Regions from separate parts of the Mus musculus genome. Here region 1 is linked to region 2. Evidence: chromatin loops called from intact Hi-C (ENCODE). Cell type or tissue: gastrocnemius. All regions are shown on one strand. Each heading gives the region's core, and the rest is flanking DNA. Links, peaks and the distances in the headings are about the cores only.

Region 1 (4,385 bases), core at 301-4,300, 420 kb before region 2:
ATTCAAAATGAAAGTCTTCTATGGTCTAAAAATAAATACATGTAAACTTTGAATATATATAGAGGGAGTAGGAGAAATAGGTGTATTTATCCATTAAGGTATATTTAGTTTCAAGTTTTCAAAAGAATTTCTTATTTCAATTGAAATGTATTTTTTTCTATTACCAGAAAGCATTTTACCCTAGAAAAGATATAACCTGCAAAAAAAAAAAAAAAAAAAAAAAAAAGGAAGGGAGAAAGTCCAGGCCTGTCCTCTCTCCTGCTCAGTCATTGGCTGGTCAACTCTTATTGACAAATCAGAGACTAAATGGGGAGCAATGCTTATGCAACACTGAAGCAGAAGATACTTAGAATAAGCATTACAATGCCCTGTCTGGATTGCAACTAGATATGGGGACAGAGAAATCAGCTTTTGAATAATAGAAGGATAATCTTTACACGGTATACAATAAAAATTATGCCTACAAGGTTCAACTACATAGTAAGTTTGAGGCCAGAGTGTAATGTATGAGACCATCTCAATTTCTTTTTAACTAGAGCAAATTCAAACTCCTCTCTATAGCAGAGCCACTCTTAGAGCCTCACATTCTGATGTAAAGTCTCTCGAAGAAAGAGAAAGGGGTGAAGATATCACTAGTGGGAAAGCATAGAATACTGTGGAAGGAGGTGGACAGGCAACCAAGACTGGGTAATACCAGACCTGATGCTCTGGTTTCCAGAATCAAAGGCTGGTCCCTTCTCCAACATCTCTTTTGCATATGATCTTTCTTCAAGCAGAAATCTCTAATTATGTAGCAAATAAACACAATAAATGAAACCCACCCCAATGAGGACAAGACAAATCTACTCAAACCTTGCTAATGCAAAGGAACCAACCAGCCACTGGTTTTGGTAGAGACTCAGAAGCAGGCAAACGGGTAGGAAAGGGCTCTATGGGGAAACAGGCTGTGTCCTGTTTGGATGCTCTTGGCCTAGGGAAGCTAGGGATAGACTAACTAGAAAAGATGGCCCTTTGTGATGGTTAGGGGAATCAGATACAACTTTTCTCTAGTTGGTGGTAAGATGGAAACAAGAAAAAATATTAGGAAAATTGGCACTTACCCACCGGGTCCTGACCATTTGAAGCCATCTTTATTGAGGTTTATTGAGGTCTACAGAAGTAATGGTTGGGAAGTCTTACACAAGGTCAGCCCTTTTCATTAACATATGAGCCTGGGTTGCCCCACCTTAAAGAGAGAAGGACTTGCAAAATGAAAGTCTATCTTTGACACCAACTCATCTAGCCAATAAACAGTACAAAGCGATTGATAACGAAAATAAAATATTGCTTCAGTAAATTTAAAATTAGAAAACAAAGGTTGTGAGAAAAAAACAAACTCATAATTCAAGTAAAATTGCTTTACATAATAAAGCAGGGCATTCTTCCTAGGTGTCACTGCTACAGAAACCTGTAGATGTCACTGGCATCTGTTCTCCCTCTTTGACTATCAGAACAAAACTAGACTCTAGGATCCCTTTGGTGAATACGAAGTGTTTGGTCTTCTACCCCTGCCGCCACAACTGCTGGAAGCAAGGAAAGAAGAAATGTCAACAAAAAGAGGGCACTGAGAGATGAAAGGATTTAGAGCTGGCATCCCTAGACTTAGAGGAGGAGAGGAGCTGGGATTTCTGGGCTCTCAGAGTGTCTAATGAACAGAATCTGTCAAATTAGAGGCAGAGGTATACTTTATTTTCTTCTCTTCCGAAAGATTAAGATGGGGAACTTAAAGGGAAAAGGTTTTAATGTAGCATTCTAACTAGCAAGACTTAAGAGCATGCGATAATTTCAAGGCAAAGGAGACAAAGGGTCCCGCGTGCTACTAGGGAAGTAGAAAAGCAATGTTATTCTAGATCTGGAGTCCCGGAAGGCTGGTGCGCAGCGCTAGGGACCCCGGGGCTTTACGGTAACTCAGCAGCGCCCCGGGCCCCCACCCTCGTGCGCAAGCGCGGAACCGTTGCCTGCAGAGCGGTTGCAGGCGGAGCGGTTTGCTGCCTGGTGGCTTGGCCAGTTTGACATCATGGCGTGCGCCCGCGGCACCGTGGCGCCGCCAGTCCGAGGTATGGGAAAAGAAACAAGAACAAAAATGTAGGATTTACCAGAGACGAGGAGCTCAGGTCCGAAGGACGTGGGGAAGTCCAGTCCTCAGGGTACCCCGGACCCTAGGTGGAGTGAACTGGAACAGAGAGCACGGACCCCGGGAAACTGAGGCACAGAGAGATTCCTGGGAGGAGGGCTGGAGCTCTGATACATGCGACCTCAGTACTGGCGCCGAAATAGAGGCTGGTGTTCTCTGGGGAAACTGAGGCTGAGGGGTAGCGCTGTGGCACAAGCGCAGGCTCGGAGTCTTGACACCAGGCTTTCTGAGCCACAGATGCCCCTGCCAGGTCGGAGTGGGAGAGCATGGGGAGGAATGCTGGGAGGCTTGGGTCGCTTTGGGGTTTTGTAACAAAACTCTCACTGAGCGGGGGGGGGGGGGGGGGGGGGACGGACGACACTGAACGGAAACAACTTTGACGCTGCTGCTCACTTGAGTTGGTTCCCTTGGACCGGTACAAAATGACACTCGCCTCTTCCTGATGCCTAGCCTCCATCGATGTGAGTCTCGTGGTGGTAGTCCATGGTGGCGGAGCAAGCAACATCTCAGCCAACCGGAAAGAGCTGGTGCGCGAGGGCATCGCCAGAGCGGCAACCGAGGGCTACAAAATCCTCAAGGCGGGAGGGAGCGCGGTAGATGCTGTGGAAGGAGCCGTGACTGTCCTGGAAAACGACCCAGAGTTCAACGCAGGTAAATTATGCTTGCCAGGTGAATAATGCCAAATCGGAGCAAGTTCCTGTCCACACCGACGCGGTATCCTTCAGTCTGACTGGCTTTGTGGTCAAATAATACTCTAGAGCAAGATGCAGTGCTGAATTTCCTCATTTTGCACTAAGCAACTTGTTTTGAGAATTTTTTTTAAGTCTGTTAATTCGCCTTTTATATAGCCTGCCCCCTAAGAATTCAATACTAAAAGCCAGGCATCTTGTTGGAGAGCCCTCCATAGCCTGAAACCATCTTCAAGCCTCAGCCTTCCAAGTGCTGGCTTTACAGGTGTAGACTTTTGGTATTTGTGGGTCTTGAGGTAGACTCTACATACCATAAAATGTAGCCATTTCGGCTTTGAGACCTGTGTGTACATTCCCTCCCTCTACCCCTCTGCATCTGTGTGTTTTCTCTGCCTCCCCCAAATTAAGCTCAAAAATCTTGAAACAGATGCTGGGAGAATCTTTTATTATAATATCCGGTCCCTGCTAAACAGTAAAGTCACTAATCATCTTCTGACTAGAAAATTGACTCTGGATAGGTCTCTAGGTGGAGACTGATCATTTTACAGACCAAGCCCTAAGTGGGAATTTGAGATTTACAGCCCCTCTCATCTTCTAGAAAAGAAAAAGGGGCCCCCACAATGAAGCAATCCAAAAACTATCCCTGAATTTTGGGGATGGGAAAAACCTCCAAATTGGTGAGTATGGTCGTATGCCAGTCCCAGCTCCACAGCAAAAGTGGGCCCAATACCCAGCACCCTTCCAGACCCTGCCCGGTGTTTGTTCATCTCAGTGTTGAACTGCCTCCTTTATATGACACACTAGTAAGACATCTGAGTCTGTGAACTGCTCTAGAAAAGGAAGCCCTAGCAGGAGACTGGCTTGCAGTTGTCTGGCAGAAATTATAGAGAAGCTACTATTTAAAAATTGGCATCTGAAGTAAGGAAGCATTCTTGTGGGAGAAAACCCCTTAGTCTGATGTGGGATCAGACTCTTCAAGGCAGCTAGTGTCAGAAGGTCAGTGTCTGCCAGAGCATGATGTGGGGAGGGGACTCCCACATCACTGTCAGAAGGGAGGTGCTGAGAGAAGCCCCAAAGCTCTTTCCCACTCCTTCCTTCAGAAGAAATGAGTTTGTGTTTCCGAAAAGTCATAGAAATGCAATCAGAGTGAATTATTTTGTGTTTGGCCATGTTCTAGGAAAATAATTGTCATAATGTGTCTACAAGACCCAGGTAGCAGTGGTCTAAGAAATTCAAAAGACTGTACTCTCTAGTGCTGTAAAGTAAGCATAATTATTTTGTTTATCTATCAGAACACTGCTGATTAATTTACTGGGCAAACATTCATTTCTTTTGTTTTAAAATAGAAACCCTAAGATCTTAAGATTAAAATGCTTTTTAGAACTGTACCACCATCTGTCTTGGGGAAAAAAGTTTCAGGCTATCTTAACCAATTAACCATCACATATTTATTTTCCCAGAGGGTCTTAGCAGAGGCTGCTGAGATACTGGGATACCTCAGCTGGAAACAGCAGATGGGAAAG
Region 2 (4,385 bases), core at 323-4,322:
CATCAAACCCTTTCAAGGAGTGCTTCTGCTTCACAGTCCACAAACCTTGAGCTTTCACGCTGTGTATAAACTCTGCATTGGACTTTTCTTATCTGTCATGCCCAGGGCAAGGTAGGACTCTTATCAACTATGAACACTAGCATGACCCTTAGCCTCTTCCCTCTTCCTAGGAGCTGGTGTATAGACTTTTCTCTAGTGAGGCCGGGGAGGACTTTGGGAATTCAAAAGGACAGTGGCAGGTGATGAGACTTTTCATATCCCTTCCTCTCTACTGTTCTGGCCTTGGCTTCTGCTTTCTTCCAAATACATAGCAATCTTGGCTGCCGGCCTACGTGGGGAGAGGGAGAAAGGACCTGTTGTTTCCTTCCGATTCTCTCTGAAAATAACCTAATTGGAACACAAAGTTCCTGAAATTGTTGGCACCTCCTAGAGTTGATGTTCACTTTTCACTTGTCCCTGCTGCTAACCCAGTCTGCCCCATTTACCCTTCCTCTTGCCAAGGACCTCTGCCGGGGGAATTTGAGAAACTTTCAAAGTGTGAGGGAACTAAGCTGGTTCCAGGGCCTAGCATAGTCAACTGATGTAGCCCGGCACACTAGAGGGTTTGAGAGTTATTGCAAGGTGGTTAAGAGTTAGAACAGGGGCTGGAGAGATGGCTCAGCAGTTAAGAGCACTCACTGCTCTTTCAAAGGTCCCGAGTTCAATTCCCAGGAACCACATGGTGGCTCACAACCATCTGTAACGAGTTCTGACGCCCTCTTCTGGTACATCTGAAGACAGCTACAGTGTAGTCACATATAATAAGTGAGTAAATAGTTCTTCTGGTGCATCTGAAGACAGCTACAGTGTAGTCACATATAATAAGTGAGTAAATAGTTAAAAAATAGTAAATAGTTAAAAAAAAAAGAAAAAAAGAGTTAGAACAGCTTGTATATTAAAAGGGTAGGTGCCTCAATACCTTCGGAATGTTTATTACAGCCCCATTAATCTCTTCTGGATGCCTGATTCCCAGTAATCCAACATTCTTGCTAGTAACTAGGGTAAGATAATAAGGGTAGTGACCACTTCAATTCTGCAGTTGAATTTTAAAATCAAGAAGAACGGATTAGAGTTGATCCTATGCAGTTGATGAAGCAAAGGATTGGAGTGGGTGCCCAGTAAATAGTTGCTGCCTGAGGAATTAAATTCAAGGAGTCTTGAAAGGTGAGTACGTGTAAGCCCCGAGGAGAATCCAGGAACTCAGCTAAGTCCGGAGTATGAGAAGATGTACGTAAAGCAGAAGTGAGATGTAGTGCCAAGGTCTGTGTGAAGTTGGGGAGATCAGCCTGAGCCGTGCTTGGGGCGAAGGGATCACGATGTGGATGGAGACTGGTGTCATCTTGTGGAGAGAAAAGAGGCCTCGCAGGGTAAGGGGCCGGAAGGTCGGAGGAGGGGCTTTGAAACCTGGTCAAGACAAATTCACGTTTGTTATTCTAAGGGTTTCTGACCACAAGCTCCCCTTCCCAGACTCTTGCAGGAATAAGCGTTAGGGATAGACGGGAGTATTCAGCGAGGCTGGAGGTGCGAAAAGACTTCTCTGCATCTCTTTAAGAGGCGGACCGGGGCGGAGTCCTGGGTCACTTCCCCGCCGCCACACCCGCCCAGCGGCAGAAGCAGTTAGGAAGCTCTGCTAGCCTCACGGCCACGGGACGCCTCTCTGAACGGGGATCCAGGCAGGATTAGAGCTGCCTCACTGACTACAGGCCGTGTCGTGTCACCGTTTCTGCAGGCACCATGAGCCAGGACACCGAAGTGGACATGAAAGATGTGGAGCTGAACGAGCTAGAACCGGAGAAGCAGCCCATGAATGCAGCGGACGGGGCGGCGGCCGGGGAGAAGAACGGTCTGGTGAAGATCAAGGTGGCGGAGGACGAGACGGAGGCCGGGGTCAAGTTCACCGGCTTATCCAAGGAGGAGCTACTGAAGGTAGCGGGCAGCCCTGGCTGGGTGCGCACCCGCTGGGCGCTGCTGCTGCTCTTCTGGCTCGGTTGGCTGGGCATGCTGGCGGGCGCCGTGGTTATCATCGTTCGGGCGCCGCGCTGCCGTGAGCTGCCTGTACAGAGGTGGTGGCACAAGGGCGCCCTCTACCGCATCGGCGACCTTCAGGCCTTTGTAGGCCGGGATGCGGGAGGCATAGCTGGTGAGTAGGGTGTGCACCCTCATCCCTTGCCCCCATGAATCCCTCGTTTAATCGGGCATTCTGCTGCTTTTTTCCTTCCTCCTCGTCTTCTCTAGAACGCTGGTGATTCTTTACTGCAACCTATTTTTTTTGGGACGACTCCCTGGCAAAAATCCCCCCCCCTTTCTTTAAAAAAAAAAAAAAAAAAACGCTAGCCGGACCCCTACTTCTTCCTAAGGGTGCCTGACTCAGCACATCATCTTTCTCCTCTCCCCTCCCCCAACCACGCGGCCCTGAGCCAGTTCAAACCAGTTTCTGAAGTAATGTGTGAGACTCCTTGCGTCAGCTACTTTGTCTCATGATCCAACCCGCGTCAGAGGGAGTCGGGAAGTGGTGGAGAGAATGTGGAGGCTGGAGGCTTTTCATGCCCTATTGGTTAACCCAACCCTCTCCTCCTAGGTCTGAAGAGCCATCTGGAGTACTTGAGCACCCTGAAGGTGAAGGGCCTGGTGTTAGGCCCAATTCACAAGAACCAGAAGGATGAAATCAATGAAACCGACCTGAAACAGATTAATCCCACTTTGGGCTCCCAGGAAGATTTTAAAGACCTTCTACAAAGTGCCAAGAAAAAGAGTAGGTCTTTCTAAGGAACTAGAAAGGGTTTGGCATTCTGGCCCAGAAACAGGATAGAGTTTTTGTCTGATTTTTCTCCTAACTGGCTCAGTTTTTTTGTGTCAGGCACAAGGGGGAATATGTTATGATTTACACTAAAAAATGTGCTTCATGCGTGAGCGTAATTTTTATGTATTTATTTTGGTTTTGGTTCTCAGGTAGGGTCTCACCATGTAATTGGTTGGCCTGTACCTGACTACCATGACCAGGCCGGATGAGAGTTTACAGAGCTCCCCTGGTCCCGAGTGCTAGACTTAAGTGTGTCACCATGGCTCGATAAAATAAATGGCTTTTAAATGTATAAAGTAGATCCTATATATAGAAGAGATTCAAATGCTGCTTTAGAGTTCACTATAGAGGGCTGACAACGTAGCTCAGTTTGTAAGAGTGCTTGTCTAGGATCCATGAAGACCTGAGTTTGATTCCTCAGCACAACACAAGCAGCATGTGCCTATAACCCCACACTTGGGAAGGAGATGTAGGGGCTTATTTATCCTCAGGCAGCCCGCCCACATACACAGAACCCTGACTTCATGGGAGGGGAAAATAAGAAAGAAACCAAAACCTCAGTATGGAAACTTGTGTGTGTGTGTGTGTGTGGGCGGAGGAGGAACTGCTCTAGTATAAAACCACCTGAGGGCTTTTGTGGGTTTCCTTCAGATTCTGTGCAAACCGTATGTAGGTTCACCTAGTAACCTGTGTTCAAGTTCCTTGTTTCCTCTTCTTCCCCAAAGGAGTTCTCTCAACTCGTTATTTTTCTAGGCATTCACATCATTTTGGACCTCACTCCCAACTACCAGGGCCAGAATGCGTGGTTCCTCCCTGCTCAGGCTGACATTGTAGCCACCAAAATGAAGGTGAGGTTTTATGGCCGACAGCATACAGATGTTGGTGCTGTGTGGATTTATTCACAGCAAGCCTCCTGTGCACTGTGTGGTTCTCCCAAGCAGGAATACCTCTTCCCATAGCCGGAGGGATAGGCCCAGGTGCACGGTGTTCTTCTTGTTTCTGTTCTGACTGCTTTGTGTGTGTGTGTGTGTGTGTATGTGTTTCCTTTACTCTAGAAGTGAGGCTGTGCCAGGAAGGGAATTTCTCAGATGTCAGTCTGGAACTGGAAGTTTAATTTTTCTTTTTGTGATAGGAAGTCTTTTCTTTCTCTGTGGGAACCCTGACCTGACTGGTTTCCCAGTTTTTGTTTGATGTATTTGGAACTGAGCCCAGTCTGAAATTATAAGTACTAGAGTCTTACTGTGTATCTGGTATTTTATCTTCCCCCATATTTTATTATTTTTTAAAGAGTTAACTCCACTATGAATGCTTTTTAAGATTTGTTTTTATGCATGAGTGTTTGTGCACTATGTGCATGTTTGGTACCCCAGCACTTGGGAGTTTAAGGTTATCCTCAGCAATGGAGATCTAGAACACAAATCTCCCAGCAACTAGCAAGAGCCAAATTGGGTGATTATAGGAGTCTCCAGAGGCAAGACAGAAAATAGAAAGGGTATTGGACAGTCAAGAAAGGATATTGGATCCCCTGGAGCTGAAGTTACAGATA

Evidence for each region. Hi-C counts contacts between places; a loop is a spot of excess contacts. Peaks named below come from ENCODE experiments on the same cell type or tissue, not always from the same donor. Only the 100,000 strongest peaks of a DNase experiment are listed, where the experiment ranks them.
Region 1: it touches region 2 in a loop (4-fold over the local background); 2 of 42 quality-filtered maps call a loop at or near these places.

What each region holds. Positions count from the first base shown.
Region 1 is chr19:9,133,226-9,137,610 of GRCm38, reverse strand. Asrgl1 (asparaginase like 1) reads left to right here and starts at 2,045. Exons shown (of 7, transcript NM_025610.3): 1 at 2,045-2,096; 2 at 2,624-2,824. The coding sequence starts at 2,057. In gastrocnemius, for the core only: a CTCF peak has its summit at 1,958; DNase peaks (open chromatin) are centred at 1,985, 2,319 and 2,669; H3K4me3 peaks cover 1,747 bases; H3K27ac peaks cover 1,474 bases.
Region 2 is chr19:8,711,136-8,715,520 of GRCm38, reverse strand. It overlaps Slc3a2 (solute carrier family 3 (activators of dibasic and neutral amino acid transport), member 2), which reads left to right and starts at 1,624. Exons shown (of 9, transcript NM_008577.4): 1 at 1,624-2,179; 2 at 2,618-2,791; 3 at 3,593-3,687. The coding sequence starts at 1,774. In gastrocnemius, for the core only: a CTCF peak has its summit at 2,128; DNase peaks (open chromatin) are centred at 350, 1,672, 2,100 and 2,470; H3K4me3 peaks cover 3,852 bases; H3K27ac peaks cover 3,553 bases.